Linked DNA regions of Mus musculus: regions 1 and 2 are each linked to region 3. The links are chromatin loops, found by intact Hi-C in ENCODE. Cell type or tissue: left cerebral cortex. All regions are shown on one strand.

Evidence for each region. Hi-C counts contacts between places; a loop is a spot of excess contacts. Peaks named below come from ENCODE experiments on the same cell type or tissue, not always from the same donor. Only the 100,000 strongest peaks of a DNase experiment are listed, where the experiment ranks them.
Region 1: it touches region 3 in a loop (3-fold over the local background); 16 of 42 quality-filtered maps call a loop at or near these places.
Region 2: it touches region 3 in a loop (4-fold over the local background); 2 of 42 quality-filtered maps call a loop at or near these places.

What each region holds. Positions count from the first base shown.
Region 1 is chr5:48,720,790-48,728,789 of GRCm38, forward strand. The region is part of intron 1 of Kcnip4 (Kv channel interacting protein 4); the gene reads right to left. Among named protein-coding and RNA genes, the nearest start is that of Gm52772, 290 kb to the left of the region's middle. In left cerebral cortex, no CTCF peak of the experiment used is centred here; no DNase peak of the experiment used is centred here.
Region 2 is chr5:49,346,569-49,354,568 of GRCm38, forward strand. All of the region lies in intron 1 of Kcnip4 (Kv channel interacting protein 4), which reads right to left. Among named protein-coding and RNA genes, the nearest start is that of Kcnip4, 170 kb to the right of the region's middle. In left cerebral cortex, CTCF peaks have their summits at 4,219 (motif pointing left), 5,687 (motif pointing left) and 7,902 (motif pointing left); DNase peaks (open chromatin) are centred at 3,188 and 4,205; H3K27ac peaks cover 443 bases.
Region 3 is chr5:48,425,802-48,433,801 of GRCm38, forward strand. All of the region lies in intron 3 of Kcnip4 (Kv channel interacting protein 4), which reads right to left. Gm52772 (a long non-coding RNA gene) reads left to right here and starts at 4,139. Exons shown (of 3, transcript XR_003955741.1): 1 at 4,139-4,706; 2 at 7,947-8,000. In left cerebral cortex, a CTCF peak has its summit at 4,863 (motif pointing right); a DNase peak (open chromatin) is centred at 4,866.

The DNA of each region.
Region 1 (8,000 bases), 290 kb after region 3:
AAATTCAAAAAATTACCTCCAGATTAAAGTACTTTTGTTCATTAAATAAAATAATTTCATATATAACACAATATTCCCACAAATTATCAATAAATTTTATATTGGTTTAAGCAACCTCAAAATAATAAAAAGGAGGATCAAATATAAATACATAGTTCAACAATACTTATTAAAATGTTGATCAATTCAGCTTTAGGAGGAATTTAATCATAAAGCTAGACCAAGCAAAGCTTAAACACCTAATCCAAAAGATTTCTGTGCTCCACTGAAAAACAGATCAATAATAGTAAATTGGATTTTTAACGTTTGGGAATAAATAGGATATCAGAAAGTAAAGAAACTTGCTGATGCTATTTTTGAGATGCTGCTAATGAGTGGCAAAAATATTTTACAACCAATTTTATTTTCTCTTAGAGTGGAATAAGCTATACCAGAACCTTAGAAAATGAATATAAGTTGTCCAATAATCATGCTTAACAAATAGTAATACTTTGTTTTCTTAAGAACACCTATGTAACCAACTGTCTTCAAAATATATCCCATCAATTATTAGGGTTGTAGCCGGAGTTGCTCAGAACTAAGGTAACAGCGAGAGAGAGGAGTTTGAGGAAGCTTCACTCTTTTTCTCTTCCTTTTCCTTTACAACGTTAGCGGCAGACTCCTCAGGAACTCAGTGAGCCAGAAACAAGGGTCTCCCCCACCCTTAATGGTGACTAAAAGTCTACCTATATAAAATAAGTAAAATTTTAAAGATTTTCCGAAAGAGGGCTTAAGCTTCTCGTGCCATGATCCCCGACTTGTCCCTGAACTGGCAGCATATATGCCTGAGAATACAAAACTGATTTGGATTTTACTTTCACAAGCATTTGCTCTGCTCTGGCTTTCTTTGGTTTGCTTACATGTTCATTTGTACATCCATATATTTAAGGAATGCATTAAATTTTGGAAGGCAGGGGCAGTGGTCTACTTTTATAATAATGATATGATCCTATCTTATGGTTTCTGCTAGAGGTAGTAAAGAATATGACTCTTTAGGACATCTTTTCCCTGATTTGTGTCTTCTCTTATAAATCATCTTTTGCAAATTTACTTCTATTCTATTAGCCTTTCTATTTCTATCCCATATTTAGATTATCATTCCCAATACTTTTCCTACTATAACTTACAATTCATTGTTGAATACTACTTCCAATAAATACTACCAGGAAACTATTTTCTGACCACAGAGAGCTTTTTCATAAACAATATGCCCATTCAAAACAAAAACAAAAACAAAACCCCTCAACATCTGATACCATTTGATTTTCTTTTTTCTTTATTTATTTACTTCTTTATTTATCTATTTATTTTTATTAGATATTTTCTTTATATGCATTTCAAATGCTATCCCGAAAGTTCCCTATACCCTCTCTCAGGCCCTGCTCTCCTACCCACCCACTCCTACTTCTTGGCCCTGGCATTCCCCTGTACTGGGGCATATAAAGTTTGCAAGTCCAAAGGGCCTCTCTTCCCATTGATGGCTGACTAGGCCATCTTCTGCTACATATGCAGCTAGAGACACGAGCTCTGGGGGTACTGATTAGTTCATATTGTTGTTCCACCTATAGGGTTGCAGATCCCTTCAGCTCGTTCAGTGCTCTTTCTAGCTTCTCCAATGGGGGCCCTGTGTTCCATCTTATAGATGACTGTGAGCATCCACTTCTGTATTTGCCAGGCACTGGCATAGCCTCATATGAGACAGCTATACCAGGGTCCCTTCAGCAAAATCTTTCTGGCATTGTGCAATAATGTCTGGGTTTGGTGGCTGATTAATACCATTTGATTTTCTTCTCTTTCTTTGAGTACTTATTTTATTTGAATGGATGTATAAACCACAATTAATTTTCTTATATTTCATTACTTGTGCTGTACAATGTGTTTCAATGATAATAGAAATAATACTATTATAAGCTAAAATAACAGTAAAACAAACAGATATCTTCCCATACTTTAGATACAATATTATGATTTTCATGATTTACCTACATTTACTTTATTCAAGGTCATTGAAGTAGGTGGTACTGCAGTGAACATTTTACAGGGATGGAAGCTGAAGGTCAGAGATGTGAGAAGATGTGAATATGATTGAAAACCAGGCAGCTTGTTGTAAAAAATTGTTAACTTTGTATAGAGATTGGCTTCTTATACCAAAGTTTCTGATGTGTGGAAGTAAGATATGGTATACACAGGGGTATTTTAAAAACCATCTCCTTAAGTGATTCTACTAAACTAACTTGAGAACATTGTTCTACAGATTAACCTACTAAGCATTATGTCATATGTGAGAAAATGGAAAAGTTAATACATTAAACACATCATATTTTCTTTTGCATTATTAAGATTTATGCTGAAGAAATTTCTATGACATACAATTGCAATATTTAATTGGTTACTCAGAAGATTATGATATTGATTCTATTGAAACTGATATATCTTGAGTAGACAACAAGCCAATGAGAAAATACTATTCCCCAGGGGTTGTGGGTGGGTAACATCAAATGGATTCTCTAAATGACCAGCTCAGTCTACTTCACCCAGTTTTGTGAACAGAGCCCATTCTGTGGAAAGCACAGAGTAATTTACACTGAAAATATTTGACCAAATGGGCCTGCCTTTTGGGAGGGAGCCATGTTGTTCTACTCTGAGGTCATTTTTTTCTTATTCAAATCAAATATATAAATTAAAAAATATATAGATAGGGTTGGAAATATAGCTTAGTACCTACTCTGTTTATCACACTCATTTTATTTTTTAACCTGCTAACTAACTTGTATTACTTTTTCATGGAAACTGGTTTCTTCATTGAATTGTCACTCTCTGTATTCCAACCTGGTATTTGTAACATTTGTTTCTTTCTTTGTAGGAGAATGCAACAGAATTAGCAGCAAGTAATTAGCAGGTTTAGTTAGAAGTCAGAAAGTGAGAAGCAAATGAAATTAAAGTCAGGGTAAATTAATTACTAAAAGGTGTTAGAGTTGTGTGTTTTTTAATTAAGTGTTGTGAGTCCATGTGCCAACAATGCTTTGCAGTATAGAAGCACAGAGAAGAAACAGTGTGAACTCAAGGAAGAGCATGATGGGTGGGAGTCCTTCGGAGGCAAGATCAAAAACTATCCCAGGCTTTCCAATATTCCCATCCCAATTCTAGGGATTCCCTAAGAATCTCAATGGTTCTTAGAAAAGAATGTTACAGGTATTTGTCTTCTGATTCTAGACTTTAGCAACTTGGTCAGGAGCCTTAGATGTTAACATCCATTCAAATCCTTTCATTCAAATAAAAATAAAAAGGCATGCCTGGGTTAAAGTTTGCTTGGGCTATAATAACAGGGACCAAGACATCCTGACATCAGACTTTTATTTGATAACTTATTGTATCTGAGAGAGCATTATAAACTGTGGCTTAGATGTGATTAAAGGGGAACACTTACTATTGTTTTAACTGAAAATACTATAAACACTATGAAAATTAGAATCAAAGTTCCTCCAAAAGTCAAAAATAGAACTAATATATGCTCTAGTGAGATCATTCCTGGGCATATTCCCATACTCACAATAGCCAGGAAATGGAAAAACCTTATATGCCCATTATCTGATGAATGGATAATAAAACTGTGGGATAATATTTAGATGCAAAGATCATGCAGGTATGGAAGTAGTGAGTGCAGAAGGAGCTGTGGGTAATCATTCTAAGTGAGATAACCTGGACCCTAAAATGAATATGTGGATACTAGGTTTTCATCTTTCGATCTTTCTCCATATTCCTTTGTAAGAACAGTCTATTTCAGTCAACAGCGAGGAAGCCCTTCAAGGAGGTAGGCCTCAAGAATTGAATAATTCCAGACCACTGATCCCAGGCTTCTCATTTCTCGAGCTAAGATATACAAATTTGGTTTTTGGTACTTTTAATATCTTTGGTTTGTTTTATAGCACACAAGGTTACCAATACAAGAACATTTGATATAATTATAAAAAAAAAAACCTATATTTCCTTAAAAAAGTGAGACCACTGCTTGGGCATTGAGAATATACCTTTTCTTCCTGGCTTAATGAAGTAGCTATATTTTCATATTTGCTTGCTTTATTTAATTTTCATATCATATAAAACCTCTGGAAACTTTATTATGTACTTGTTAAGGGAAAAAGAAAATAGAAAGCAAATAAGGACTTAGACTTACTATGAAAATAATTTTTTTGAAAATAATTTTTAACCCTTCATACCACAGAAAGGATGGCAGGATACTGAAGGTGTTCTTGGAAAATCAATTCCACAGTAGGAAATACACAGAGCCGGGAGTACTAAAATAGTGGTTTGAATGACACGATGTCAGAACCTTGCAGGGTATAGCATTCTGTGCTGTTTACTCCTTATAATTTTGTATTTTAATGGAATGGGCTTGATCTTTCCCCTTCTCTCCCCACTTCTGTTCCTCCTCCTCCATTGCTCTTTCCACCTCATTCCCAGTGTTCTGAGTTTATTATTGATCTGGGCTAAGACCAATGAAGAGACTGTGGTAGTTTGCATGAGAACATCTCTCATATTTTTAATATTTTCATTCTTGGCCCCCTAACTGATAGCACTGTTTGTGGGGTTATGGAACTTATAAGTGCAGTCTTGCTGGAGTCAGTATGTCACTGGAACACATGTGAGTGTTCCCAGCCTTGCCCCACTCTCATTCATCTCTGCTTTTCTGTTTGGTTGAGATGTGATTGGAGAGCTTCCTGCTCTGGTTTCCTGCTGCCATGTTTTCCCCACCATTATAGACTTTGTCTATGGAAATATAAGCCTAAATAAAGCCTTTATTTCATCAGTGTTGTCTGGTTAGTTATGGTATTTCATCACAGCAACAAGATGTACCTGTTATAGGGCACTTTGTGGTACTCCATGTTTAGAAAACTACAGACTCTTAACATAATGATTTTCAAGACTGCTCTATAAGGAGTCACTTTGAAATTGAGCTGATTTAGTACTGACAGCAAAGCTTGCCCCCAGTTGGTCTGAGGGCAGGAGCTTTTATTTACTTATATTTGCTCTCATGAGCATGAGCTCATCCACATAATCTCAACCTTATTCCACTACATCCTGAAAACTCCAAATGACTGAGGAAGAGGACAAAGGCATAGAGAAAGTGGTTAGATTTGGGCACAGGAAATCAAACAGGCTGTTTAGAAACCATCATAAGCTCCATTAGGAGTTATGGGCTTACAAGGTCTGACTCCCATCATTTGCTCCAGTGGAGCTGTGAGCTGCACTTCATGGTGCTGATATAGCTGTCTCTTGTGAGACTATGCCAGGGCTTGCAAACACAGAAGTGGATGCTAACAGTCAGCTATTGGATGGGTCACAGGGCCCCCAATGGAGGAGCTAGAGAAAGTACCCAAGGAACTAAAGGGGTCTGCAACCCTATAGGTGGAACAACAATATGAACTACCCAGTACCCCCCAGAGCTCGTGTCTCTAGCTGCATTTTCAGAAGATGGCCTAGTCGGCCATCATTGGAAAGAGAGGCCCATCGGTCTTGCAAACTTTATATGCCTCAGTACAGGGGAACGCCAGGGCCAAGAAGTGGGAGTGGATGGGTAGAGGAGTGGGGGAGAGGGTATGGGGGACTTTTGGGATAGCATTGGAAATGTAAATGAAGAAAATACCTAATTAAAAAAAAAGAAACTACAGAGAATGGAAGTAAAAGAATAAACAGTGAGTCTTAAAGTTCAATGTGTATTAGGGCACATTAAAACCTATTTTTAAGCCTCTTCCTAGATACTGTAATTCAAAAGGTCTGAGGAATGGAAGAACTTTGGGATTGTTAGGTAACTCTGTTCTCTGTGGGGAGCCGCCCTCACATTCGCCATTACAAGATGGCGCTGACATCCTGTGTTCTAAATGGTAAACAAATAATCTGCGCATGTGCCAAGGGTAGTTCTTCACTCCATGTACTCTGCCTTCCCCGTGACGACAACTCGGCCAATGGGCTGCAGCCAATCAGGGAGCGACACGTCCTAGGCGGAGGATAATTCTCCTTAAAAGGGACGGGGTTTTGCCATTTTTGCTCTTGCTCCTGAAGATGTAAGCAATAAAGCTTTTGCCGCAGAAGATTCCGGTTTGTTGCGTCTTTCTTGCTGGCGGACACAAAAGCCGGACAATAGTTCTCCAAGCTGTTTGTCATGCTTCAGGTTATTGGAATATAGCTAGGTTATTTTGGACTGTGAATTTGTGGATTTTTCTGTGATCAACTTAGAAAACTCCCACATCCCAACATTAGTTGGCTCCATTATCATCTTTTAAGAGTCAAGAGGGGAATGCCACTCATTATATTTTCCTTTCCTCTCCTCTCCTCTCCTTCCCTCCCCTCCCCCCTTCTCTTTCCTCTCCTCTTCTCTTTTCACTCTGTCTTCCTTCCTTCTTTTCTTCTCTTTCTTCTCTCTCTCTTTCTTTCTTTTTTCTTTTTTTCTTTTCTTCCTTCCTTCCTTCTTTTCTTTCTTCCTTTCCTTCTTTCCTTCCTTCCTTGTTTCCTTCCTTCCTTCCTTGTTTCCTTCCTTCCTTCCTTCCTTCCTTCCTTCCTTCCTTCCTTTCTTCCTTCCTTCTTTCCTTTCTTTTCTTTCTTTTCAGATCAGGGTTGCTCTGTGTAGCCATACTGTTCTGGAACTCACTCTGTTGACCAGGTTGACCTTGAACTCACAGAGTTCTGCCTCCTTCTACCTCCCAAGTGCTAGGATTAATGGTATTCTTCCCCATTCCCCAGCCCATTATGTTTCTTAACATGGACATTTTAAAGGAATATTTAACACAAATATGTTAATTATAATATGTTTATACTTCATTTCCTCCATTAACGAGACAGCCCTCTATGATTGTCTATATGGTAGAAGCTATAATATAACCAATACCATTTTGATGATTTGAAGGCAGCTCTATCTATCAAGACAATTATGGGGCTCCCTTTTATCATCAAGACTGCTAAATTTATAAATACCCTAAGGTTACCTTCAGCAGAAGAGCATGTAAACTCTCCAATCTTGGTCAATCTCAGTTGCCCATCACTTTTAATCAATACAAATATAACATCAAAGACTCTAATGGCTAAATATAGTCTTTTGTGGTTTGAAACATCCCAAAATGTAGCCAAAATACTTTATATAGTTGATTATGGCCATGTAGAAAGTTCTCACTGGTCTTATAGAGCTAACACACATGAAGATAATGAATCAGCTAAGTGTTTTAATGGGCTAGATGATTTCTTTTTCATGGACTAACACATGTAAGAAATCATAGTGAGTTTTCATAGTGAGAATAGCTAACTAGAGACTATCTATTGAGTGTTCTGGAAACAGGCTCTAAGAACAAATGATTTTTCTACAACAGCATAGCTCAAAGGTAGAACTCAGATGAAGCTGTCTAAAAGCAAATCCCATAGCTCATGGAAAAAACAAAGTTGAACACTTGGTCATTGAACATTTATGAAGAACTAACTTTTCCTATAGTGAAGAAAACTTAGCAGGAAACAATTATTGCCCTTGTTGTGTTTCCAATTTATTCAAGAGGAATGGGGCATTTCTGGACTATCTTCTCATTTTATGCTTGAGAATACAAGGTCCTGACATAGGAGTAGTGTCCATAGACAAAAAGTAAGTTGCAAAGTACTCCTGATAATTTAGAATAGAAAAAGTTCAGTTCTTTATTGAAAAGCAAATTATCATGACAGAAGGAAGCCTAGATGGAGGCATGAGTGTAAAGTCCTAAGTCTTTGCGTGCATCTAAAAGGCCCTCTATTGTTCAGGTAAGAAAAGATATTCTATCCTGCAGTAGGCCTAGCATGTTGTCATCTCTCCATACCTGTTATTCTTTGTACAGGAATTGCTAGTTAGGTATTTTATCTTAGATTTTAACTTCATCACTATTGGTGCTTGAATGTAAACAACTCCCCTTGGATACTCTTCCCTCCTCCTAATATTTATAGACACTGTC
Region 2 (8,000 bases), 920 kb after region 3:
CCCACGTAAAAATGGAAGGAAGGAACTAACTCCGCAGCATTGTCCTCTGACCCCCACTGTACGCTGGCATGTATTCACCTCCCCCAGTAAAAATAATCAATTGTTTTAGCTAAAAAGAAATTAAAGTTCAAAACCCCTAAAAATAATACCCCATAAAATTAAAATTGAGCTTACCCTTTAATGAAAATTGTAATCTTAATTTATTTTTTATATATTTTATATTCATTCCAAGGGAAGAAGAGAGAAGAGATTCTATTGGTTAAGGGAAAACGCATTGCTTTCATTGCTTACTTTTCAAACTAGAAATAACTTAATGGCCTCTAGAGACACAACAGAAAGGCAAAGTTATCCTTTCTACTCCTTATTCACTTGATGTGTAATTACAACCCTATGAAAATATATATGGTACACTGGTGACTTCATGAAAATCAGAAGTAGTAAGTTGAGTGGCTCAAAGGATAAACAAACTAAACCTATAAAAATGAACCTATGCAATCCCATTTGTAACAGCTGTAATCAAATAAAACACTTAGGAATAAATTTCATCAGTGTAGTCAGATAGCTACAAAACAAAATCTTAAGTTATTGATGAAACTGGTTAAAGAAGACACGCATAGAAAGATGGAAATTTCATTGTTTGGAATAAATAATATTGTTTTAATGTCCATATTTTAGAGAATATTTATAAATTCAATATACCCTACAATGATCTACAATCAAAAGCCCAATGGCCTTTCCAGGGAAATTTAATAGATACCTAAAATTCATATATAAACATGAAAGGCTCTGACCAACTTAAGGAACTATGAGCAGGGATGACAAAGCAGGAGGCATAATAACAACTGCTCTCAAGACATAAGACAGAGCTGATCAAGACAGCATGGTCTGAACTACAGATAACAGAAAGACCACAAAAAGCAAGGATTTCTCAACCATAAATCTATACATCTCCACACACACAGCAAGTCCTTGACAAGGGCACCATGGTGGAGAAAGGTTGACCTCTTCGATAAATGTTGCCTGCAAAGCTGAATGTGCAGATTAGACAAAGAAAACAACCCCAAATTTTGTAACACGTTTTATTCCATTCAATATGCCCAAAATGTTATGTTAACAAATAATCAACATAAAAATGCTAAGATGTTGTACACATGTTAGCACTTAGCTTTTGGAGAACTAGAGGGTATGTTTTATTTATGGCACTTCTCAATGAGAGTCAGCTGCATTTCAAGTGCTCATTAGCCACATGTGACCTGTGACTACCCTATTGGGGAAAGGTGAAGAATGGATTATTATAAATTATTTTCATTTCTTATTATGTGTTTCTCTTGGAGTATTTTTGTGTTTATTAGTTATTTATGCATTAAGCAATAATTATGTAACTAAACAAATTACTTTCTTATTATATTTATGTTGTTCATGGCCCATTATAGTTACACATTCTACATGTTGCTTTTTATGCCTTACTCACCTCTAGTGCCTAAAACACTTATCAACCCAGTATAACTAGCTAACTTCCAGCAAAACAGTGATTCTTGAATAAAAATTTCTGCTTTTAATTATTTCAACATGAAGATAAAAGTGTGTGCATTGTCCTGCTATAAGCCAGTAAGGATATTACCTTTTTGTTATTTGTTTGCTTGTTTGTTTCTTTACTTGTTTGTTTTGGAGCATTAAAGCTAAACTTCATAAACAAAGTTAGATTCTAGTGAGCAGTATTTATACATCAACTCATTCTTGTTAGTGACTGCCAGGAACCCAAAGACTCCCAATATGAGTTCTCTATTTTTGAATGAATGCTCATAGTCTCTATCCACATTAGAGTGATGCAGTAAAGGAGAATACCATGGAACTGGGGAAAAGGTGGAAGAAATGAAATTGGAAGGGAAGGATCCATGAGATGGGCCGACAAGAATTGATAGGATAGTGTCTAAGTGCACCATTAGGACAGTGCTCATTCAACAATTGCTTCTAGAATAAACGGAATGATGTACACTCAATCTAATTTCCTTGTTGAAATTCTCAGACGGTGTTGTCAATGAGCAGTACAGGTCACTGAATAACAATTCCAGAATTGGTTTTGAGGTCACACAAATAAAAAGAACATTGCCCAAATTATATGCCTATTTCTGTTATCACATTTAAACTATGCTTGTTGCCTATGCAACACAATAAACAATGCCCATAGCTGTGCATTCTTCTAACACAATAGTACATGCCAGCGGGCACTCATTAGACACAGAGACTAAAATGGACTGCTGGTCGTTTTGCTTTTTCCCGTAATGAAGTTTGCATAATTATTTCCTTTTTACTTTGTACTGAATAAAAAGAACCAGTCAACAATTTTCAAGTAGGACCATTGAACATTATTCCATAGGCTTCTGAAAATTGACAGTTAACTTCAAAGGTATGCATCAACTCTCAGTCCCTCTAAATAAAATAAAATTTTAAAAAAGCAAATTGTCCATTTCTAGTGTCATATGGGAGTAAGAGTAGTCCTTGATTGTGGTAGTGGCCTAGTGGTCAGGTATGGAGCGTTCTCATGACCTTATTAGTCTTAGACAAGTCAGTTCTGCCCTCTAAATCTAAATTTTCTCAGCAAAACAGAGTTGTGCAAACTAAACTGCCATGTTCTGATAATGAAAGGACATAAGCAGGCTGCTCCTTCTGTAAGTTGGTGCTGACTTTCTCATCTCAGTCTGGGAAGGAGGCTCCTTCCTTACAGGGGTGGCAAACAGAAGAAAAACAATGCTGACTTACCTAAAACTAAGATCACCACGTTTGCCTTTTCATGGTTTGAAGAAAGAGCCCTGAGCCAATACACAGAATTTAGAAGCATCCTGTGAGTTATAATAGGCTTGCTAGGAAATGTCTTGAGTGCCAGGAACTCCAGATCAGGAGAAAATTTATGCAATTAGATCATTTGCCCTAAATGTGATTATGCATTTTAGTAATGAACAGTGTGATTCCGTAGTTAAAGGCAGGACAGGCAGAGGAAAGGGAGTAAGAGGTTGCTTCAACTGCCACCCAAGCTCCGCAGCCCTTTAGAAATGGAAAGTATATATGCACAATATGCAAGCACGTTCTCTAATGGCTTGATATAGCACATAAACTGTTTGAGTCAATTTACTCTGTGCGCAGTGCAGAGAGGAAGCAGACTTGCAAGTGTAGGCACACAGCTATAATTCCAGCCAGGAAGACAAGTTCTGACTATAAGGAGACAAGAAAGAAAAAGCAAATATCTAAAGCTGGCAAGATAGAGTGCCAGTCGACGTGCAGAATATGCAACTTAGGCATAAGAACAGTTCAGTAAGTTCCCAAATGAGTTAGAATTTCACAGAAAGAAAGTAGAAACACCAGAGCCCTGGGCCACACAGCATGGCACTAAGGCATCGGCTTTCAGTGAATTATTTATAAAAACTATGTCCTACTGGTATCCAGAGGCTGTGATGATTATCTGGACATGATGCATACATATATATGATCTCTCTCTCTCTCTTTCTCTCTCTCTCTCTCTCTCTCTCTCTCTCTCTCTCTCTCTCTCTCTCACACACACACACACACACACACACACACACACACACACACACACCAATGGTACCTTTGCTACTTAGAACTAGCAATAGTTTGTGGATCACAGCCTGGAAGGCCTGGGCTGTTTGTGAGCCTCTTCTCCCTTTTGCACTTTTGCAAGTCTCAGAGAACTTGCAACACTGTCACCTTGCTTGTCTGCTGACCCTTGTGCTTCTTGGGACTGGAAAAGACCTGGCTTTCTCTAACCTCAACAATCATTGACAGGATGGTGGCAAGGCAATGCAAGAGGCAGGGGAAGAAGTTTGCTTTGGAGGTTTATTCTATAAACCCCTTGCTTCTCTCACTAGAGACAGTGCCCCGAGAGAAGGCAGCAGTGTCTGCACATGCTAATGTGCCTGCCTTCTTGAGTTCTTTGGTTTTTCTTTGTAGAGTTGGACCTTTTGGAGAAGGTGGACAAGCTAGAGCCAGAGCCTCTCGGTCTGCAGAGGGGACTTGCTCCCTAGGAAGGGCCTGACATCTGAAAGTGACCTTGCAGATGAAACACAGACAGACAGACAGACAGACAGATGGATCAGAGCTCTGGCCCTGTATGACTGCAGGAAACTGGATAGAAAAACAGCAATGTTAGCAAGCCATTGCAATAGAAACATGTCATCTGCAACAGCGACATCTTGTGGCGATAAGGAGTCAACACAGCAGTTGACAGGGATCAAAATTTTCCTCTAGTCCAGCTCTGTGTTGAGGATCCCTAGATTATGCACACCACAATGGCTAAAGGAGGCATATGATCTGGCACTCAGACAGCTGTCAGATAATAAGCAGGCAGTAAACAAAACACTGGATTTATCATCTTTATTATTTTTGAAGCAAAGGACTTCATGTTATTGTGGTGTGAATGAGAAATGATGCTACAGGGCCTATATAGCACTTGATCCCCAGATGCTGATTGGGAACATTGTGAAGGCTTCAGAAGAGGAAGCCTTGCTTGGGGAAGGATACCACCACCTGGGCCGGGCTGTGGTCTCTCTGTTTTCTGCCCCTGCTAGCATGCCAACCCATTGCTATGCCTTTCCCACTACGACGAACTCTATTCCTCTAGAACCAAATTACAATTTTTCTCCCCAAGTTGATTTCAATTTGAGCAGTTTTGTCAGAGCAACAGAAAAATCAAACTATTACAGTGCTCACTGAGTTCTGCATAGCTTATTCCAAGGCAATCCACTCTCTATAAGAGAGTGCAGGACTTGCCAGTCTCCATTCTCAATGCCTCCATAAAAATACTTAAGGCAGTTTCAGTTATAGCACAAGGAAAACTAAGGCACAAAGAGTTCATATTACTTACCAAAATTTTCACTTCAATTGTAAGAGGCTCATCAGGGACTCAGGCATAAGTCTTTAGACCTCCGATTCATAGGTTCTAACCTCTGTCCTCCTATTACTCAACTTACCTCTATTACTATTGCTGTTGGTCTAAAGCAAATTTGTCAAAGCGGTCAGCAACAACAACAAAAATTCTCAAATCACAAGTCATAATTTCTCACATCCCCATAATTTTTTAAAAGATACACAGAAGCCGGGCAGTGGTGGTGCACGTCTTTAATCCCAGCACTTGGGAGGCAGAGGCAGGTGGATTTCTGATGTTGAGGCCAGCTTGGTCTACATAGTGAGTTCTGGGACAGCCAGGGCTACACAGAGAAACCCTGTCTCGAAAAACCAAACAAAAGCCAAACAAACAAAGATACACAGGCTAAATACAACGATTTCTGCAGAAAACCCTCTTACCATCTAAGTTGTGAACCAAACCTGAATTGTCTCACTTCCTGAATAACAAATGGAAAGAATAAGCTCTCTTATCTTCATAAAGTGGAGATCTAGCAGGAATCATGAATGGACTTACATCGTTATCACAACTCTGTGAACCATAGGCTTTAGGTAACCATTCTTTACCTTGCTATATTAACCTATAGACCAGAATGCATGAAGTATGGTTTTTATTTATCAGTCTGCTTAATCGTGTAAATTAAAAAAAAACATTTTCCATCTATTACATACAAGATACTACTCTAGGTATTACAATATGATAATAATCATTTAAAAATGAATAAGAAACAAAACAACAATTTTAAAAAAAAGCTCTGCCCTCTTGTGGACAAAATTCTGGTGAAAGAGGCAAAAGTACAACTGTATTTTTGATGACTTATCAGCCAATGAGATTTGCAATAAAGAGAAAAGGCAGAGCAAGTGGTCAGAGCTCCTGCGATTGGAAGCAGCCGTGGGATCTCTGCAGCAACATCTGAGACGATCTAAGGAAGACATGTGAAAATTCTACCAGAAATTTGCGTCATGAAAGACTGAGAAGGCCCATGTCCCTGCAGCCCAGTGAGCAAAGACATGTCACCAAAGAAACAAAGAGATGTCACTGCAAGGGAGAGACCAATTAGTGCTGCATGACCCCAGTAAGAGCACCGGACCTCCTGATAGGAGTCCCAAAGAGGGGTCAGAGCCAGACTCCCTAGGGATATTGTGTGGATTTCTCTGAGGCTGTGGATAGGAGACATCACCAGATAGAATGCAGGGAGATGGAACTGGGAGCAAAGTAGACAAGGGAAGGAGAGAGGCCAATGGCTTAGCACAGTACATGACAGGCAGCTGGCCTAATCGCCAACTATACAATACTTTGAGGCTTTGTAGTCCTGAATTTTTATTAGCCCATCTGGTCACCACTTGCTTTTATTTCAAAATACATTTGTTAAAAACTTTACAAGTTAGTCATGAGAGCAAATAATAAAATACTATATATCCTGAAATATATGTCATCACTGTTTTTTTTTTCATGTCATAAACAAAATGTGTAAGTTCAAAGTCTAATTGAAAAGGTGATTTGATGTAATAGAGGCAAGTTATCAACTATGAGACTATGAGTAAATTCTAAATGAACTGAATTTACATCAGACATATTAATTCAGTATTTGTTCAGTTCAGTTCAGGGAGACTACAAAAGAAAATAACATAATAAATGCTCCTGAGCTCTTGGTCCTGTGAAGCTTCTATGCCCCAGTATAGGGGACTGCCAGGGACAGGAAGCAGGAGTGGGTGAGTTGATGAGCAGGGGGAGGGCGGATGGGATAGGGGCTTTTTGGAGGGGAAACCAGGAATGGGGATAACATTTAAAATGTAAAAAAGGAAATATGTAGTAAAAACTTTTTTTAAAAAAGAAATGCTCCTTAAAGAAGACAGAAAAATGTAACAACAATTAAAGAAAGCAAAGCCATGAGTTTGATAAAGAGTAAAGGAAAAGGATTCATGGGAAGGGCTGGAGGGAAGAAAATTAGGAGGAAAAAACCAATATAATTGTTTTTAGTTTTATAAAAAAAATTTTAATCTAATTACGTTAAAAGAAATGTCATTCTTCCTAATCCAAAAGTGATTCCTAGAGAGGATGAAACGTGCAAACAATTGCTCACATTACACCTGTCATTCCTCAAAGAGAAATAGATGTGAATGTCTTACTTGGTTAGGAAGCAGTTACAAACCTCCACCCACACAATCACTGGCTAAATTGATACTGCGCTATAATCTAACATCTCCGTTCCCCACTAAAGATGTTTCTGTATGTATGTGTGTCACAGTATTTACTAAAACCCACACTTTTAAAAAAAAAAAGCAAAACCAAAAGGAAAAGAAAACACTTTTTATGACTCCCTGAATTTATCATTTGTGATTAAAAGGACACTGAAGGGACTAGAGAGATGGATCCGTGGTTGAGTCCTTGTTCTTACAGAGAATCTGTGTTCCCAGCACCAACATGGCAGCCCGCAAACATCTTTAACTCCAGTTCCAATTCGTCTGATGTCCTTTACAGAACTCCAGGGCCATCAAAGGTACAGGTGCACAAAAATATAACTAATACAAATATGGGTAGTCAAAATATTCACATACATGTACATATATAATCAATCAATCAATCAGATTCTAGAGAATACTTAAGTAAAATACTTAGGCTACCTAAAAGGACATTTAAAATAACTTTGAAGACAAGATTTTTTTAATTGGCAGGCATTTTAATTAACAAATAATCGCTTTCATATCCACAATTAATGTTCAGCACGTCAGTTTGAAGAAAATTGAAATTCTGTTTTCCCTCTGAGAAGTTCTAGACATCCCTAACAAGCAGTAGGCTGTGTTGTTTGACTCTGGATCTCACTGCATTTCAGCAAAAAACAATGATAAGACCATGTGTCCCTTTGTTATGGTCACACAACATCCCACACACCCAGGAAAAGGCTTCCCAAAAGGCTCTGAGATGGCCCTGTCTTCTGCTGCTACTTCTGAAACTCGGTTTGTTTGGTGCTGCCACCTGCTGGAAAACATGAACATTTATTTAAATAAAGAAACACACACACACACACACACACACACACACACCTTTCCATGTAAAATTACTGCCTAAAGAGATATAAGAGAAG
Region 3 (8,000 bases):
ATGTTTATAAACGTATCAGAGGACAGAGGCAATGTTAACAAATAGTTTACTTCTTACAGGCCTGCTGCTTTACAGGAGGCTTGAAGAGAATGAAGACTCAGGGAAGGCTGTCACTCAGGGTTTTAAGGGCTAGGAAGTGATGGCAAGATTTATTCAGTTTGCAAAAGCTATGAATAGGACTCCATATGCTGCGGTGTATCCCGTGTTTATTTACTTATTGCCGCCACCGAGATCATTATGCAGATCTTATTATTTGAAATCACTTTCAGGTTGGCATGACATCAACCTAGTAATACTGAAACAAGATCAATAGAATAAAAATTCACAGGAACTCCAGTGGAGCAATAGGGACACCAACAAAAAAAGTTTTACCCGCAAAACTTTTGACCTGAAAAAATTCATCCTGTCTATAAGAAGTACAGAGAGTGGGGATGGAGCAGAGACTGAGGGACTGGCCAACCAATAACTGGCCCAACTTGATACCCATCCCATGGGCAAGCATCAATCTCTGACACTGTTAATGATACTCTATTATGCTTGTAAACAGGAGTCTAACATAGTTGTCCTCTGAGAGGCTCCAACCAGTCTGTCTCAGACAGATGCAGACACCCATCCAAAGGTGAATGGAACTTGGGGATTCTTATGGAAGAATAGGAGGAAGAATTGTGGGCACAGAAGGGGATAGAATCTTCATAGGAAGACCAGAGTCAACTAACCTAGACCCTTGGGGCTCCCAGAAATGAAAACGCCAAACCACCAAGAAAAGGACACACATGGGCTGAACTTAGGGCTCCCTGTACATATGTAGCAGATGTGCAGCTTGGTTTTCATGTGGGTCCCGAACAACTGGAGTGGAAACTATCCCAAAATCTGTTGCCTTTGTGTGGCATATGTTCTTTTAGCTGGGCTGCCTTTTCTGACCTCAGTGGGAGAGGATGTGCCTAGCTTCACAGAGTCTTGGTGTGCCACGGTGGATGGATACCCTGGGGGAAGCCACCTGCCCAGAGGAGTAGAGGAAGGGGGGATGGAGGAAGGATTGTAAGAAGGGGTGACCTGGAAGGCGGCAGTAATATCCAACATATATAAAGAACTCAAGAAGGTGGACTTCAGAAAATCAAATAACCCCATTAAAAAATGGGGCTCAGAACTGAACAAAGAATTCTCACCTGAGGAATACCGAATGGCAGAGAAGCACCTGAAAAAATGTTCAACATCCTTAATCATCAGGGAAATGCAAATCAAAACAACCCTGAGATTCCACCTCACACCAGTCAGAATGGCTAAGATCAAAAACTCAGGTGACAGCAGATGCTGGCGAGGATGTGGAGAAAGAGGAACACTCCTCCATTGTTGGTGGGATTGCAAGCTTGTACAACCACTCTGGAAATCAGTCTGTCGGTTCCTCAGAAAATTGGACATAGTACTACCGGAGGATCCAGCAATACCTCTCCTGGGCATATATCCAGAAGATGCCCCAACTGGTAAGAAGGACACATGCTTCACTATGTTCATAGCAGCCTTATTTATAATAGCCAGAAGCTGGAAAGAACCCAGATGCCCCTCAACAGAGGAATAGATACAGAAAATGTGGTACATCTACACAATGGAGTACTACTCAGCTATTAAAAAGAATGAATTTATGAAATTCCTAGCCAAATGGATGGACCTGGAGGGCATCATCCTGAGTGAGGTAACACATTCACAAAGGACCTCACACAATATGTACTCACTGATTAGTGGATATTAGCCCAAAACCTAGGCTACCCAATATATAAGATACAATTTCCTAAACACATGAAACTCAAGAAAAATGAAGACTGAAGTGTGGACACATGCCCCTCCTTAGAAGTGGGAACAAAACACCCTTGGAAGGAGTTACAGAGACAAAGATTGGAGCTAAGATGAAAGGATGGACCATGTAGAGACTGCCTTATCCAGGGATCCACCCCATAATCAGCATCCAAACGCTGACACCATTGCATACACTAGCAAGATTTTATCAAAAGGACCCAGATGTAGCTGTCTCTTGTGAGACTATACCGGGGCCTAGCAAACACAGAAGTGGATACCCACAGTCAGCTAATGGATGGATCACAGGGCTCCCAATGGAGGAGCTAGAGAAAGTACCCAAGGAGCTAAAGGGATCTGCAACCCTATAGGTGGATCAACATTATGAACTAACCAGTACCCCGGAGCTCTTGACTCTAGCTGCATATGTATCAAAAGATGGCCTAGTCGGCCATCACTGGAAAGAGAGGCCCATTGGACACACAAACTTTATATGCCCCAGAACAGGGGAATGCCAGGGCCAAAAAGGGGGAGTGGGTGGGTAGGGGAGTGGGGGTGGGTGGGTATGGGGGACTTTTGGTATAGCATTGGAAATGTAAATGAGCTAAATACCTATTAAAAAATGGAAAGAAAAAAAAAAAAAGAAGCAGAAGCCGGGCGTGGTGGCGCACGCCTTTAATCCCAGCACTTGGGAGGCAGAGGCAGGCGAATTTCTGAGTTCTAGGCCAGCCTGGTCTACAGAGTGAGTTACAGGACAGCCAGGTGTATACGGAAAAACCCGTCTCGAAAAGCAAAAAAACAAAAAAGCATAAAACGAAAAAAAAGTAGAAAGTGGAGAGGGATCGCATATGAGTGATGATGTCCATCTATTTCTGGTTTCCACATGCTGTGTGCAGATGCGCATATGTGAATGAATGCACACTTTGCCCCTTCTTGGAAATGGGAACAAAACACCCATGGAAGGAGTTACAGAGACAAAGTATGGAGCTGTGACGAAAGGATGGACCATCTAGTGATTGCCATATGCAGGGATCCATCCCATAATCAGCTTCCAAACGCTGACACCATTGCATATACTAGCAAGATTTTGCTGAAAGGACCCAGATATAGCTGTCTCTTGTGAGAATATGCCGAGGCCTAGGAAACACAGAAGTAGATGATCACAGTCAGCTATTGTATGGACCACAGGGCCCCCAATGGAGGAGCTAGAGAAATTACCCAAGGAGCTAAAGGGATCTGCAACCCTATAGGTGGAACAACAATATGAACTAACCAGTCCCCCAGAGCTCTTGTCTCTAGCTGCATATGTATCAAAAGATGGTCTAGTCGGCCATCACTGGAAAGAGAGGCCCATTGGACTTGCAAACTTTGTATGCCCCAGTACAGGGGAACCCCAGGGCCAAAAAGGGGGAGTGGGTGGGTAGGGGATTGGGGGTGGGTGGGTATGGGGGACTTTTGGGATAGCATTGAAAGTGTAAACGAGGAAAATACCTAATAAAAAATAAATTAAAAAAGATGAAAAGATAAAAAAAATTTTTTTTTAAAAAGTCTCAACAGAAAAATTGGAGTGTTTCCATCAAAATGAGTAAAATATCCTGAGGCTGATATTCATATGAATAGGAAGGTGTAGTTGGGTGGTTTTGCAAACATTTGTTTCCTCAAAGTTGAACTTTTGCCTTCTAGCACACGAGCTACTTCTGAATCCTTGCTAACTTCATTAGACCTGTCTTTGATGAACTTCTAATATGAGCTTAGACACATTCCTCACTGGCTATGACAATGCTATTGAATGATTCTCCACTTCCGGTTGTAAAAAAATCATCCTAACCGAAGCTATAATCTTCTTGCAATTTTATTGCATCACATAACAGAATATGAAGACAAAAAATGAGTTCATGTTTTGAAATAAGTTTGGTAATGGTTTTTCCATCAGTGATTATCAAATAGATGGATAGAAACAGTTGAATTGTTTTGGGTAGATTCAGAGTTTGAAACACCTGAAGTATAACCAAAGAAGACTTGAGGGAGGGTAGGGGCTGGGCCAGATGAAGAAAACTAACTTTTAATGATTGCCCATGGTTTGCTGGGCACTGGGCCAGGCAGTGGAGAAGATGTCGTGTTCTCATTAAATCCTCATAACAGGTAGAGGAGGCAGATATTTTCCCACATGGTTTGCAACAAATGAGCTCAGTATAGGTTAAGGAACTTTGCCATTGTTAAGCAGAGGTTTAATCAGGGGCCTGAGATTTGAACTGGAGTTGGAGAACAGAAATTTAAATTTAACTGAGTTTTTTCATAAACATTAATTGTAACTATGAAAGCCAAAAAAAAAAAACATTGGATAATTTTATCACACTGCCTTTGAAACCCATGAATTCACTAAAACAAGAATAAGTTGTTATTTGTTAGACAGTTATTCCACTTATCTGGACCTGGGGCTGCAGGGACAAATCAGCAGGCAGATCCATACCTGCCAAGAGGCTTCCTTCAGCCTATTTCATTCTTGCATATTGAACACATACACACAAAGATCTAAGAAACTAATATTCTGAAACTTACTGGGCAGAAGACTGTGGAAAAGCTAGCTTTTTATGTCTGCATATGCATGTGCTCATTTGTGAGACAATACATGGCAAATGTGCATACATGTGTGTTGGGTGCACATGTATTCCTGTGTTTCTTTAGTCTCTCTTCTCTTATTACCAGCTGCAAGCTGGGGTTTCCTGGAGCAGCCCTGGGACTCTGAAGATTGGCTGTATGTCAAATTCGTGTTTATCCTGATGCATACATTCTGCCTATTGTAATGACTTGAGAAACTTTTATTTTCATTTGCTTTCTCCTGGTGGTTCTTCATGATTCTGAAGAAACAATTTGCAAGAGGGTCAGAAGATTGCATTACAAAGAAAGTCATTCTGCAGGTATGTTATTGTGCCCTGCCTCCAGATGAGAGTGCTACATGATGCCAGGCCTAGTTAATTTCAGCCATCAGCAACAGAACTCTTCACAGGGCTCTCTGCAGCTCAGGTGACAGTTGCCCTGGAACATTCTTTATGGTTTAATGTCATGTTGAGGCACAAGGGGGCAGTAGTGCCCTCTATGTTAACTGGAATCACAATTGCTGGGCCTTATTTTTCAGGGTTTTTCTTTCCCTAAGCCTGATGTATATCCAGCTACATTTCTTGCAAGAAAGCTATTTGTTCCTTAAGAAATGTATCAGTGAGCCTTGCTCCTAAATTGAATACCTAGAGAACTTAACTGTTTTAATGATAGGATGCCAGAGACGTTATTTCATACTTTCTTGATTATTACAGGGGAGCAGCTCAGCCTAAATGTATGTTCATCTTCTGGTGCTAGAGCCACAATTGGCTTTAATGACATTAATAATAATAATTATTAATAATAACAACAATAGTGGTGGTGGGAGGTCTTAGAAACAAGAAGAAAACTGATACAACAACAAAAACAAATTACAAAATTTGAGTGTGAAAATACTGTGTGTGTGGAGTCCCACCATACAGGCCTGCTTCATTGTTTTATTAGGAAGTAGTTTTAACCTTTGAAATTGGTATGCACATCTGTGGTTATTTACCAATGAGATTAAAATGAAGATAAGTCATACACAAACTGCAGCCACTTGGTATTGGGAAACACTGAAGCCATAGGCAGAAGCGGAGTGCAAGTGAATGTACGCTTCTGCTGTCTGCTCTTGTCTTCTATTCTGAAATGGGTCTTCCTAGCCCAACTAATACAGTCCAGGTAATCCCTCATAGTGATGCTCAGATGCCCACCCCCAAGGGGAGTCTTGACTTTGGATCTGACAAGATGACAGCTCACATTAACTATCAAAAGTATGTCTATATATTGGGAATGGAACCCAGGACCTCACTCACTGAGCCATATCCCCAACTCTCTTCAGTGTGGATTTTAGAAATATAGTCTGTATGGGAGGTCATGAAAAGTAAGTCAGAATTAAGGCAATAAATATTGCAGAGGAGGGCCTTCATGTGCAGCTTAGCTCTATTTGATAAGGTGAACACAAGCTGAGCATCGTCATTTTGTGACTGTGGTGATGAGTGCAGTGAGAAACTGTGGAAGGGCTAAGCCTGGAAGAACTCTAGAGACATCCAAAAGCAAGTGACTTTTAAAACCTGTAGGATACAGAGAAGCCAAGAAGAGAAAGATGAAAATCTGTGATGTGAACATCAACTAAAGAGATGGTCAATGTGTCCAACTGTGATGATCTCATACAGGTAACTCAAGATCAGCCATTCTTAAGGTGAAATATACAGTTTGCTATCAATATGTGTTAGATCTACATCTATGAATTCAACCACATATAGGGGACAGTTACACCTGTTATATAGGCATTTGGGGAGAACTGAGGGATCAATTGCATAATGTACTCAGTAAAAGTTCCAGTCCCATTAGATACATAGAGTAGTTCATTCATTCATTAGAATGGAGTTTCTAATTCTTTCATAGTATTTACTCCATGTATAATTATTTAGATCCGACTCTGCATGAGGCTGTCTTTAAAGAGAACCAACAGGAGTGGAGGGCAGGCCCGTCCTTGCCCCCTGTGGATTCTTGCTTCTCCTCAACTATCATGTTCTGGCAGAAGGTGAATTTATCACAGCTGGATAAAAGTGTTAGAAAATCTGAGAATCAAGATGTCTTCCTCTCATCTCCAAAGTTTGAAAAAAAAAAAAAAAAAGGCAAGAACACAGAGAAAACCCATTGCTTTTCTTAATAATATAGCTAACTCAGAATTGTTGATCTCTGTGTAGGAACTATTGTTGCGTCTGTTTTTCACTCCTATTAATGACAATGGTCGTAATTATTTTTGTGATATGTGCATGATTGAGTTGATTTTGGTGGGTCTGTTTCTTGCTGAAAGTCCTACTGGGGCATCCTTGATGATATTTTCAGAGTTAAATATATCATTAGGACTTAAGCTGTGGTAAGCAATAATAAGTTACAATTGCTCCAATTCTTTGCTTCAGTCTTTGATTGCTCAATTTTTAGGGATGTTGAAAAGCCATATCTAAGACTACTATTTCAGAAGTATCTTGAACTATATGCATATATAGAAGGAGTATAAATGGAGTTATGAGGGCTGGCAGGACTGGAGGCTATGAGAGGCAGGTAGCTCACTGCCTTCATATATTTACCGCAGGAACTGAAGTAGTAAAATCCTCTCTTTCTGTTCATTAACTACAATAGTTTAAATAGAACATATGCACTGGTTTATTGAATACATAAAAGTTGACTCCCCCAAAATACCCAGGGAGACTAGGCATATAAAAGAATCATTCAATAACTCAAGCCCTACTACTTCTGCTTCACAGCTGCATGTTTTCATTCTAAGAGCCTATGTATGCTCAAGACATTTATTTGCAAATATGGTAAAATTATTATTCCAATCAGCAAGAGAGCCTATTTGAAACTCTCTTTGGATGAGTCTGGGATATCAGCTCTTTCTCTAGGGATGCATACAGCTGAAGGTTTTATGTTCTTTACACACAAGGAAGAAAAACCAACAGTTCCTTGTAGTCACTCCCAGATACTTTTATTTTCTCATTTGTCAGTTGTTAACCTCACTGCTTCTCAGAAAGGGACAAGTATCTGAATTTAAATCATCATAACATTACACTTGGTTATCTCTATTGGAAGATGAAAAATTCAGGGGTGGTGTAGTCCTTACATAACCTCTCAACACACTGCCAACCTCTTCTGCTTTTCTATCCCCTAGGATCCCTAGGAAGATGAAAAACAGTTTCTCTGATTCTTAAAATGTTTAGCTGAAAATGGACACTTTTTGTCAAAGCAAAGAGTTGGAGCAATGGCAGTTTGTGTATTGTTTCTTACCACCCTTCAGTTTGCTCAACTGATGTGACTTTTTAAGGGACATTTTCCTAGTCCTACACTTAGAAAATGATTTGGGGGTGGGGGCTACTATTGTTCTGCTAAATAAATACAACAGTAAAATGATTTCTAATGATATATTGCTATATTCATAAATTAGGGCATAAGAGAAGTTTCACCTTTCAGTAGATGATAATTACTACAGAGACCCCCAGCTGGAGAATGTGTAGAGAGTGAGAGCTTAGAGCACTCAGTCCTGAGTCAGGTGTTTTTATCTTACTCCTTACTTCAAGGCTTAGGGATCTTCGTGTAAAAGAAAAGTATAATGGAAGAACCAGAAGATTGGA